Regions from separate parts of the Homo sapiens genome. Here region 1 is linked to region 2. A link is a loop called in an ENCODE intact Hi-C map of the cell type or tissue named here. Cell type or tissue: uterus. All regions are shown on one strand. Links, peaks and the distances in the headings refer to the core of each region. The heading gives the core; the rest is flanking DNA. Region 1 overlaps SH3PXD2A (SH3 and PX domains 2A). Region 2 overlaps NEURL1-AS1 (NEURL1 antisense RNA 1).

Region 1 (5,370 bases), core at 225-5,224, 200 kb after region 2:
TGGGTGACAGAGCAAGACTGTCTCCTACATAAATAAATAAGCCAGGCATGGTGGCACACCAGTGGTTCCACCTACTTGGGAGGATGAGGTGGGAAGATCGCTTGAGCCCAGGAATTTAAGGCCACAGTGAGCCCTGATCGCACCACTGCACTCCAGCCTGGGCCATTAAGTAAGACCCCATGTTAAAAATTAACACCAGAAAAACCCACAACAACAACAAAAAAGCAAAAACTCATTCCAGCTCCACATCCTTACTCATGCCTGGCTGTCCCTCCTGCAGGGTGCCCTACCCACACCCTTCAGCCCATCACAATCTCCTCTGTCCTTCAGGGCCATCTCCAGCCTCTCCCACAATGGCCAGCCACCCCTCCTTCCACCTTGCAGATCCCAAGCCATCCTGCCTAGTATTAATGAATCCCTGAAAAGGTCCCACCTTCTCAGTTGAGCTGTGCACTCCATGGGGCCAGGAGCCAACAAACTATTAAGAGAAGTGAAAGCCTCACAAAGCCTGCGCTCTGGAGGGAGGAGGCCTGCTGCCACTGCCTCGTCTCCCTCCATCTCCCTCTGCTGCTGGTTGGGCAGGGCAGGCCCAGGGAGGGCCAGAGAGCCCAGCTCTGCTAGTGCCCTGCTGAGGTATTTACCTTGCGGGGAAGGGAGGTACCAGAGACCTCACAGACCGGCTTCCTGTGCTTCAGGACAGCCCTCCTCACACTTCCACCTGACAGCCCTCCTCACACTTCCACCTGGTTCCAGGGCTTGGTGGGAGTGCTGACCAGCAGAAGACCAGGTTCTGCCCACCCCATACCCTGGGCAAGTGGCCATCCCTCTCTTAAAAGCTTCCTCTATAAAAGGAGGAGAATAGAGGAACTTTTTCAGGTAGACTAACCCTTTTTTTTTTTGAGACGGAATCTCACTCTGTCACCCAGGCTGGAGTGCAGTGGCACCATCTTGGCTCACTGCAAACTCCGCCCCCTGGGTTCAAGTGATTCTCCTGCCTCAGCCTCCCGAGTAGCTGGGATTACAGGTGCGGGCCACCACATCCGGCTAATTTTTCGTATTTTTAGTAGAGACGAGGTTTCATCATGTCGGTCTTGAACTCCTGATCTCAGGAGATCCAACTGCCTCGGTCTTCCAAAGTGCTAGGATTACAGGAGCGAGCCACCACGCCCGGCCATAGACTAACCCTTAATAGTGGCCAGAACTTATGGGCGGGTCTTGCTCTAAGCAAATTCACTTTATTAAAAACCAAACTCATAAAAAGGAAAATTAGGCTGTGTGCTGCGGTTCACACCTGTAATCCCAGCACTTTGGGAGGCCGAGGCAGGATAGTCACTTGATCCTAGGAGTTCAAGACCACCCTGGGCAACATAGCGAGACCCTGTCTCTACAAAAACTAACTGGACGTGGTGGTGCATGTCTGTAGTCCCAACTACTCAGAAGGCTGAGGTGAGAGGATTGCTTGAAGCCAGGAGGTCAAGTCTGCAGTGAGCTGTGGTTGTGCCACCACACTCCAGTCTGAACGACAGAGCCTGGGGCCCTGTCTCAAAAAAGCAAAAACAAAAACAAAAACAAAAAAAAGGCCAGTCATGGTGGTTCACACCTGTAATCCCAGCACTTTGGGAGGCCAAGGTGGGTGGATCACCTGGGGTCAGGAGTTCAAGACCAGCCTAGCCAACATGGTGAAATCCCATCTCTACTAAAAATACAAAAAATTAGCTGGGCATGGTGGCGGACGCCTATAATTCCATCTACTTGGGAGGCTGAGGCAGGAGAATCACTTGAACCCAGGAGGTGGAGGTTGCAGTGAGCTGAGATTGTGCCACTGCACTCCAGCCCAGGCAAACAGCAAAACTCTGTCTCAAAAAAAAAAAAAAAAAAAAAAAAAGAGAATCCTGTGTCTGGCTGACCTGGGGCAAGTTCCTTAACTTCCCTTTCCTGGTCTATAAAATGGGACAAGACCACCTACCCTGGTTGTTGCAGGGAGGCTCCTGGCAATGATGAGATAGTGGACACCCCACCTTCCCCCTGTCTGATTGAGGAGTCACTCCGGAGAAAGGGCAAAAGCTGAAACCAGCGCTCTCTCCTGTTTGAGACGAACCCCTCCGGTGCTGCCTCCTATTCATAGTAAAAGCTGCTTCACCCTTAGTGCTTCCTCTAGGCCAGGCACGGTGCTGGAGTTATCACTTCAGGAACTTTCACTCAATCCTCAACCCCATGAAAAAAACCTGATTATCCCTATTTTACAGGTGAAGAAATGAGCCATAGAGAAGGACTTGCCCAAGATCACACAGCAGGCAGAGCCGGGACATGAAACTAAGCATTCTGGCTCCAGAGTCCACGTTTTTAACTCAACGGAATACTCAGCAATGGCTGAGTCTACGCCCTGTCGTCCCCTCCTGGGTCTCACAGAATGGAAATAAATGTCTCAACTCAAAGACCAACTTCTCCCCTTCTTTCTTAATCTATCAATAATTAAAACGGCAATAACAAATGGCAGAGCTGGGGTTCAAACCCTGTCTTCCTGTTGCCAAAACCTAAACTGTCAACCCCAGGCAACACTGCTTCTCTGCAGTGAAACTACATTAATGCTGATCTCATGAACTCAGCTAATAATACAGTTTTATGATCACTGAGATAGAAGTGGGGCTGAGCTCACCACTTTTCCAAGGAGAAGAATAAAGTAAACAGGATTTCATGAGGAACATCAACACTTGCCTAAGAGAACAAGCTTGTAACAACACTCTTGAGCAACCTCATCTGCATGTAAACGAGCTGGAGCTTCCACAGGACTCCTGGGTTGGATGAACCCTCAGGCTCTCCTGACAACAGCCCCAGGGCCCTGACAATCCCGAGGCTCCGTGGCCACCTGTGCCCCCTAGTGGCGCATCTCAGAACTTCCCGGCTAGGTGCCCTGGCGAAATGCAGCTTTTTAGAGAACTGGGTGAGAGGCATGAGATCTTTGCAGGTCTCAAGAGAACCCCTTGCTCTGGGGAGTCTGCTCCAGCCCCACTGGGGCTCCTGGAGCAGTGCCCACCTTGGGGAAGCAACAACAGCTAACAACAACAGGCCCTTCCTACTGCCAGGCACAGCACAAAACCCCTCAAAGGGCATCACCTCCTTGAACCCTGTGCACTTTGGGGCAAGCCAGGTCGCTGCTACTATAACAACCCCATTTGACAGGTATGATGGTCAGGTGGTACACATCAACCTGGCTAAGCTACTGTCCCCAGTTATGCAATCACACACTAATTTAGGTGTTGCTGGGGAATTTTTTTTTTTTTTTTTTTTGAGACAGAGCCTCGCTCTGTTGCCCAAGCTGGAGTGCAATGGCATGATCTCGGCTCACTGCAACCTCCACCTCCTGGGTTCAAGATTCTCCCTGCCTCAGCCTCCTCAGTAGCTGGGATTACAAGCACCCGCCACCACGTCCAGCTAATTTTTTGTATTTTTAGTAGAGACGGGGTTTTGCCATGTTGGCCAGGCTGGTCTCAAACTCCTGACCTCAGGTGATCCACCTGCCTCGGTCTCCCAAAGTGCTGGGATTACAGGCATGAGCCACTGCGCCTGGTTGGGAATGTATTTTTATAGTTATTAAAGACCATGACCGGATGACTTTAAGTAAGGGAAATTATCTAAAACACTCTGGGTGGGCCTGAGTCAGTAGCTGAAAGGCCTTCAGCAGAGTGAAGGTTTCCCTGAAGACATTTCATCTGCGGACAGCAGCTCCAGCCTGGGCCTGGGGGTCCAGCCTGCCCCCTTTCATGACCTGCCATAGGATTTCAGACTTACCTAGCCAGCCCCCACAATTGTGTAAGCTAGTTCCTTACACTACATCGCTTAATATATACCTCCCACTCGTTCTGTTCCTTTAGTTGAACCCTGGCTGATACAACAGAACAGGTGAGATAATCTGTTCTCAGAGGCGAAGGGATTTGCCCAAGTCACATGACTGGCAAGTTGTCGGCCTAAGAGTGGGACCCCAGGCAACCTGATGCAGTTGTTTCCCAGCTCCCACACAAACTCTCCCTTGAGGCCCACATCCAATCATCAGAGTCTGTCCAACACCCGCAGTGCCTTGCCCCCTCCACTGCTGCCAGAGCCCACATCCTATCTCACCTGGCTAGCAGCCCCCTGCGACCTTGCACATCATAACCCATCCTGCCTAGTCAATCCCCATCATTCTATGATTGAAGCCAGATCATGTCCCTGCCTCTACTTAGAACCCCTCAGTGAATCTTCATCTCACTCGATGAAAGTCAAAATCCTTAGAATGTCCTGCAAGGCCCTACATGGTGCTGCTTCACCCTATTCCCTCCCCACTGCCAGCTACATCTCTGCTCTCACCTCTTTCCACTTTACCCTCCACTATTCTTCATCCCAGCCACAGGCCTCCCTACTGCATCATGAGCAGCCAGCACACACCGTCACCCCAGGGCCTTTGCACTTGCTGTGCCCTTGGCCTGGACTGCTCTTCCTCAGGTAACCATGTTGCTCCCTCACTTCCCTCCATCTAATAGTACATTCTTCTATATAGCTCATCACCCACAGCAGACTGCAAACTTCTCTAGGGTAGAAAGGCACGTTCCTATAGCCTCGACACCTTGCGCAGTGCTTGGCATAGTTGATGCTCAGTTAGGTCAGTCTCCCAACAAGCCACACTTAGTCCTATCCCTCTACCTTTGTGCATGTGCTCTCTCTGGATTACCAAAGCCTCCCGCTCTCTGCTCCCAAACCAGAAAAATGTCTCCTCTTTCCAGGCAATGATCCCCAATTTAAAGCCACAATGACCTTTCTTTCCTGAGCCTGCACAAGGTTCACTCATTCATGCATGCTTTCTTCCATCCACCCACCCATTCAAAAAGTACCAGTGGACCCTGGGGCTGGTGCAAGCCCTGCAGCCAAGGTCTTTGCTCTTGAGGTGGTGGGAGACAGAGAAGAAGCAAGCAAACACACAGGATCACTAGAGTGTGGGAAGCGATGAGGAGGGAAGAAGAGGAGTAATCTGCGGGGGAGGCTGGACAGTGCAGGATCAGGCAGCTTCGCTAAGAAGGTGACAGTTTTAAGCAGAAATCTTAAGGAGCCAGCCATGTGAAAGATCAGGGAAGAACATTACAGGCAAGAGGGAAGAGCAAGTACAAAGGCCACGTAGAAGAATGTGTTTGATGCGTTTAAGGAGCAGAAGGTGACTGGTGTGGCTGAGCAGTGTGATGGGCGGGGACAAGAGGGGTAAAGCCCAGGTCAGGAAGGCAGCCAGGGGCCAAGTCACACAAGCTCTGTGAGCCAGGGTAGGGAATTAGTTCTGGGTGGGATGGAGTCCCTGGGGGAATTTAAGCAGGAAAGTATGTTATTTTCTTTCTTTCTTTCCCTTCT
Region 2 (5,370 bases), core at 159-5,158:
ACAGGGGACTGTTTAAATAAAATATGACACAGCCATAAAATGGGATCCATGCAGTCATTAAAAGAATGAAGCAGGCCAGATGTGGTGGCTCATGCCTGTAATCCCAGCGTTTTAGGATGCCAAGGCGGGCGGATCACCTGAGGTCGGGAGTTCGAGACCAACCTAGCCAACATGGTGAAACCCTGTCTCTACTAAAAATACAAAAAAATTGGCTGGGCGCGGTGGCTCACGCCTGTAATCCCAGCACTTTGGGAGGCCAAGGCGGGTGGATCACGAGGTCAGGAGATCGAGACCATCCTGGCTAACATGGTGAAACCCTGTCTCTGCTAAACAATACAAAAAATTAGCTGGGTGTGGTGGCGGGCGCCTGTAGTCCCAGCTACTCGGGAGGCTGAGGCAGGAGAATGACGTGAACCCAGGAGGCGGAGCTTGCAGTGAGCCGAGATCGCGCCAGTGCACTCCAGCCTCGGCGACAGAGCGAGACTCCGTCTCAAAAAAAAAAAAAAAAAAAAAAATTAGCTGGGCATGGTGGTGTGTGCCTATAATCCCAGCTACTCAGGAGGCTGAGACAAGAGAATCACTTGAACCCGGGAGGCGGAGGTTGCAGTGAGCGGAGATCCCACCACTGCACTCCAGCCTGGGTGCAACAGAGCGAGACTCCATCTCAAATAGTAATAATAATAATATTAAAGTATTATTATTGACATAAAACAAAATAATCAGGTTTAAATCTTAACATTGTTTCTGACTGAGGAACAGAACATGGAACTGTTTCCCTGGTTGATAATACTTTTTTTCTTTTTGAAACAGGGTCTCACTCTGTTGCCCAGGCTGGATGCAGTGGCACGATCATGGCTCACTGCAGCCTCAGCCTCCTGGGTTCAAGTGATTCTCCTTCCTCGGCCTCCCAAAGTGTTGGAATTGCAGGCATGAGCCACGGTGCCCGACCATAATATATTTTTAACTCCTGTTTTTCTAAGAAGAGATAAATAAGCCTGAATTTTAGAATATTATTTTCTCTTCCCTCTTACATGACTAAGAAACTATAAAGGTAGATTTTCTGCCCAAACGGAAATGACGTTTCCAGACCCTGAAAAGCGGGGCTGGTGCTCTGGCTAGGAGATCCTGCGACCATCGCATGTGACACTACATGTTGGGCCAAATGCAGAGACCTGGGGGCAAAGACAGGCAGGCTGCTTTGGGGGAAGAGGGCACCTGGATAGAGTTTCAGCTCTGGGGGTGATCGGGTGCACAGAGGGCCAGGCTAGGAAGCACCTCTGTTGTTGACTACACACCCTCAAGCTCTGGCCATGTAGTGACAGACGTTCCCTGGGCATCTGCGGAGTGCCAGGGGCTGGGCTTACGCAGATGCCCATACTGGGTAACTGGACACAGCCAGAGGGGCATCCCGGTGTGAGTAGCGGTGCTCTGGAGGACTGTGACTCAGCTGAAGTTTGGGGAGCCTCGGCCTCAGTCCTGGGAGAGAGTCTCTGCAGGGAGCTTTGGCCTTCTGTCCTACGGTCACCATGACAGGGAGAGCTCCTCTGCTGCCGGAGACCCCATCTCAGGATGAAAGGTAAAACGTGGCCTCAGTGAAGGGCACATACTCAGAGGGGAACATCTCAGTGATTGAAGAGGGGGCCAGTTTCCTCAACGGTATATTTTCTTTACCATGAAGTAGCCAATGGAAACTAGAAGGGTATATGTTTTCCCAGCAAAACTCTTTTCATTTTGAAAGAGGAAAAGAGCAATCCGTAAACATTTATTTATTTATATATTTTTGTTTTGAGACAGGGTCTCCCTCGCCTAGGCTGGAGTGCAGTGGCGTGATCACTGCTCGTTGCAGTCTCAACCTCCCCAGGCTCAGGTGATCCTCCTACCTCAGCCTCCTGAGTAGGTGGGTCTACAGGTGCACACCATCACACCTGGCTAATTTTTGTTTCTTTGGTAGAAATGAGTTCTCACTATGTTGCCCAGGCTGGTCTTGAACTCTTGGGCTCAAGCGATCCGCCCACCTCAGCCTCCCAAAGTTCTGAGATTACAGGCATGAGCCACCGCACCTGGCCTCATAAACTTTTTTTTTTTTTTTAGACGGAGTTTCACTCTTGTTGCCCAGGCTGGAGTGCAATAGCGCAATCTCGGCTCACTGCAACCTCTACCTCCTGGGTTCAAGCGATTTTCTTGCTTCAGCCTCCCGAGTAGCTGGGATGCACCACCCAGCTACTCAGTGGCATGCGCCACCACGCCCCACTAATTTTGTATTTTTAGTAGAGACGGCGTATCTCCATGTTGGTCAGGCTGGTCTCGAACTCCCAACCTCAGGTGATCCACCCGCCTCGGCCTCCCAAAGTGCTGGGATTACAGGTGTGAGCTACCGCGCCTGGCTCTGGTAAACATTTTTAAGGTGTTTTGAATGGCTTGAGGGCTCCCCAAAAACGTTTGTCAGAGACAAAGGGGATTCCAATGGAGTTGTAGTGTCACCTAGTGGTGGCTGGAGGGAGGAACTGGGGTGAGAGGAAGGGAGAGGCGGGACACACAGCAGGTCTGCTCTTTTGGCTATGAGAAAAACTTCCCCCAGCTATCGTCCCTGGGAAGAGAGCTGCCCTTGGGTGTGCTCTGGGACTGCTCTGGGGAAGGGTGCGTGAAAGGGAGATGTCACACTGCCAGCAGCAATTGGAGAAAAGTCTGCTCCCTGTCCTGGGTCTCACGCTAAAGGCATTTGGTGTGATTTAAGGCTGCTGGCTTCTTGGAGAGATGCCTCCTGACTCCTATTTGTCTTTCAACTTTGGCCATGAAGGAGTGTTACACTTTTATGTGGTCATATTTATCATACTTTTCTTTTATGATTCTCTGGTCTTTGTAACGTTCTTGGAAGGGCCATCCTGCCAAGTAAAGGCCACTTAAAACATCTGTGAGAGAAAAGAGGATGCTGGGGGTACTGCAGCCATTTCGAGCATCTTTCTTTGATTTTATTGTCTTTTTACTCTGTTTTGTGTTCATCAGTAGCTGTGTGCTCCCTGGCTAACTTCCAGAAAGCTGAGCTGAAGCCACCAGGCATCTTAGGTGTCCTCAAGCAGGAGGGGGCTGGTTCAGGAGCTCAGTGAGGAGGCCTCCTTTGCCACAGGTGTCTCCCTCAGGCTAGGGACGTGAAGGAATTCCACCCTGGTGCAGGCACAGTATCATGGGAATCAGGACTCAGGCTGTCCTAGGGCTGTGCCTCCACGCCTCCCCCATCAGCTCCTAGGCAAGTGACTTAGCCTCCTGAAGCCTCGGGATTTTTATTTGTAAAATAGGAATAATAATAGTAATAATAACAAGAACAAAAATAGTACCTATCTCACAGGGTTGTTTCCAGACTTAAATGAACTAATGCATCTGAAGTGCTTAGACCAAGGCCTGGGACACATGAGTAAGTGCTTCATAAATGTCACCTGTCACAGTTATCTGAGCAAGTGGCCCTGGGATAGATCAACTGATGCTGGACTTTGAAGTCAGTACACAACTGTCTCAGATGGAGACACACTGTCCTCTTTCCGACATTGGGCATTTTCTTTTTTTTCCTTTTTTTTTTTGAGATGGGGTCTTGCTGTGTTGCCCAGTCTGGAGTGCAGTGGTGGGGTCTCAGCTCACTGCAACCTCCACCTCCAGGGTTCAAGTGATTCTCTTGCCTCAGCCTCCCAAGTAGCTGGGACTACAGGCATGAGCCACCATGCCTGGCTAATTTTTCATATTTTTAGTAGAGATGGGGTTTCGCCATGTTGGCCAGGCTGGTCTCAAACTCCTGACCTCAGGTGATCGGCCCACCTCGGCCTCCCAAAGTGCTGGAATTACAGGCGTGAGTCACTGTGACCGGCCAACACTGGGCATTTTCCTTTCTGCTTCATGGAGGAACCTCCTTCCGTCCTTTCAGATACAGTCTTGGGAGTGCTTGGCCTCAGGTCTGGATTTTTTCCATGGGTGCTATGGGTACTTAAGCCTATGAACTTTTAAAGCATCTGCTTGAGACCAGAAAAAAACATTACTGTCCTCAAGTTATGAAAGGAAAACTTCAAACCAAAATTAATAAATGTTCACTTAAATGCCTTTGTTGTATCAATGTCATTGATTGCTAAATGTAGTACTCATAAACATTTCATTATATTTGAAGACAAACATAGTTTTTTTCTCACTTGGCAAGGCATCCAGCACACGCATGATTGCTTAGAAATAAAACCAGTTGTAAATTCAGTGAGTCCCTTGTCATCCAGTGATTCCAAAAGCCAAATTTGTAAAAATCCTTTCAAAATGTTTACTGCAAGAAAATGATGTTTAATGTGGAATGCGGTATATTTTAGTACATTTGGCCTGACAGGGTTGGGCTCCAAAATAAGAGTTTGGGGGTCTATGAAGACCTCACAACTGATCCTGGATTCAGGGGCCACCTCCCAGAGGGCAAGTTTGTCTGTGGGGCAGAGGAAGGGGCTGGGATTCACCCCTGCTACCTCCTTGCACAGTCACCTCTTCCAATAAGTTAGCCCTGCTTGTGTGGCAGCCAGCACTGGCCTGGTCCCCATGGGGTGTCCAGCTTTCCCCCGAGAAAGCCTGTAGGCCTTCTTTAAACACCGTCTTCACAACTAGAACATGTGACCATGTGGAGCAGTTTCCCAATGTGTAATCAATAAATGACCTGTATCATACTCTGCTCAATCTAAGTCTCAAGGGGTGAGGTCTGGGAGTCTGCATTTTAGTAACTTTCTCCCCCTCTCCCCAAGGCCTCATAGATGATTCTGATGCACGTTTAAGTTTGAGAATTATTAGTCTAGAGTGTGTGTGCACCCCAGGAGGAGGGCAAGATGATCCCTTTTTCAATATCATTAGTCTATGTTTCATAATATACATAATATGAATACAGTAGTGCATTTTTAGAAATTATAAATAAAGAAATATACATATATTGGTGTACACACTTTAAAAATTTATTACTGCTAGGGGTGCGTGATCAAAAAAGTTTGGAGCTCAGAGCAACGTGCCCAGCCCAGCTATGCGGTCAGACCTGCTGTATGTTCAGCTCTGAACCTGGGCCTGGGAGGTGGGGAACTGGGACTGGAGTGCACAAAAAGCAGAGGACAGGCTGCCCCATGGTGCTAGCAAGGAAACTGCATCTCATCAGCGCCAGGGATACAGGTAGTGCTCAATAAATGGTCACTGGGCAATGAGTGAAGCTGAATCCCAAAAATACCTGGGAATAAGATGGCATAGGGCCCATTCCATCCTAAAATGGGCAGCACAGACTTCCATCCTTCAGAGGGAGGGCCCGACAGCTTAATCCATCCATTTCTTTATTCATTCATTTATTTAATAACTAGTTATTGAGTATGCACTAGGCATCAG

Evidence for each region. Peaks named below come from ENCODE experiments on the same cell type or tissue, not always from the same donor. Only the 100,000 strongest peaks of a DNase experiment are listed, where the experiment ranks them.
Region 1: it touches region 2 in a loop (3-fold over the local background); 4 of 110 quality-filtered maps call a loop at or near these places.

What each region holds. Positions count from the first base shown.
Region 1 is chr10:103,683,478-103,688,847 of GRCh38, forward strand. The region is part of intron 6 of SH3PXD2A (SH3 and PX domains 2A); the gene reads right to left. Among named protein-coding and RNA genes, the nearest start is that of SH3PXD2A-AS1, 61 kb to the right of the region's middle. RefSeq lists enhancers at 444-513, 3,144-3,193. In uterus, for the core only: a CTCF peak has its summit at 2,880 (motif pointing left); a DNase peak (open chromatin) is centred at 2,864; H3K27ac peaks cover 3,705 bases.
Region 2 is chr10:103,483,386-103,488,755 of GRCh38, forward strand. The region is part of intron 3 of NEURL1-AS1 (NEURL1 antisense RNA 1); the gene reads right to left. Among named protein-coding and RNA genes, the nearest start is that of CALHM3, 6.8 kb to the left of the region's middle. In uterus, for the core only: a CTCF peak has its summit at 2,472 (motif pointing left); DNase peaks (open chromatin) are centred at 2,656 and 3,906; H3K27ac peaks cover 3,559 bases.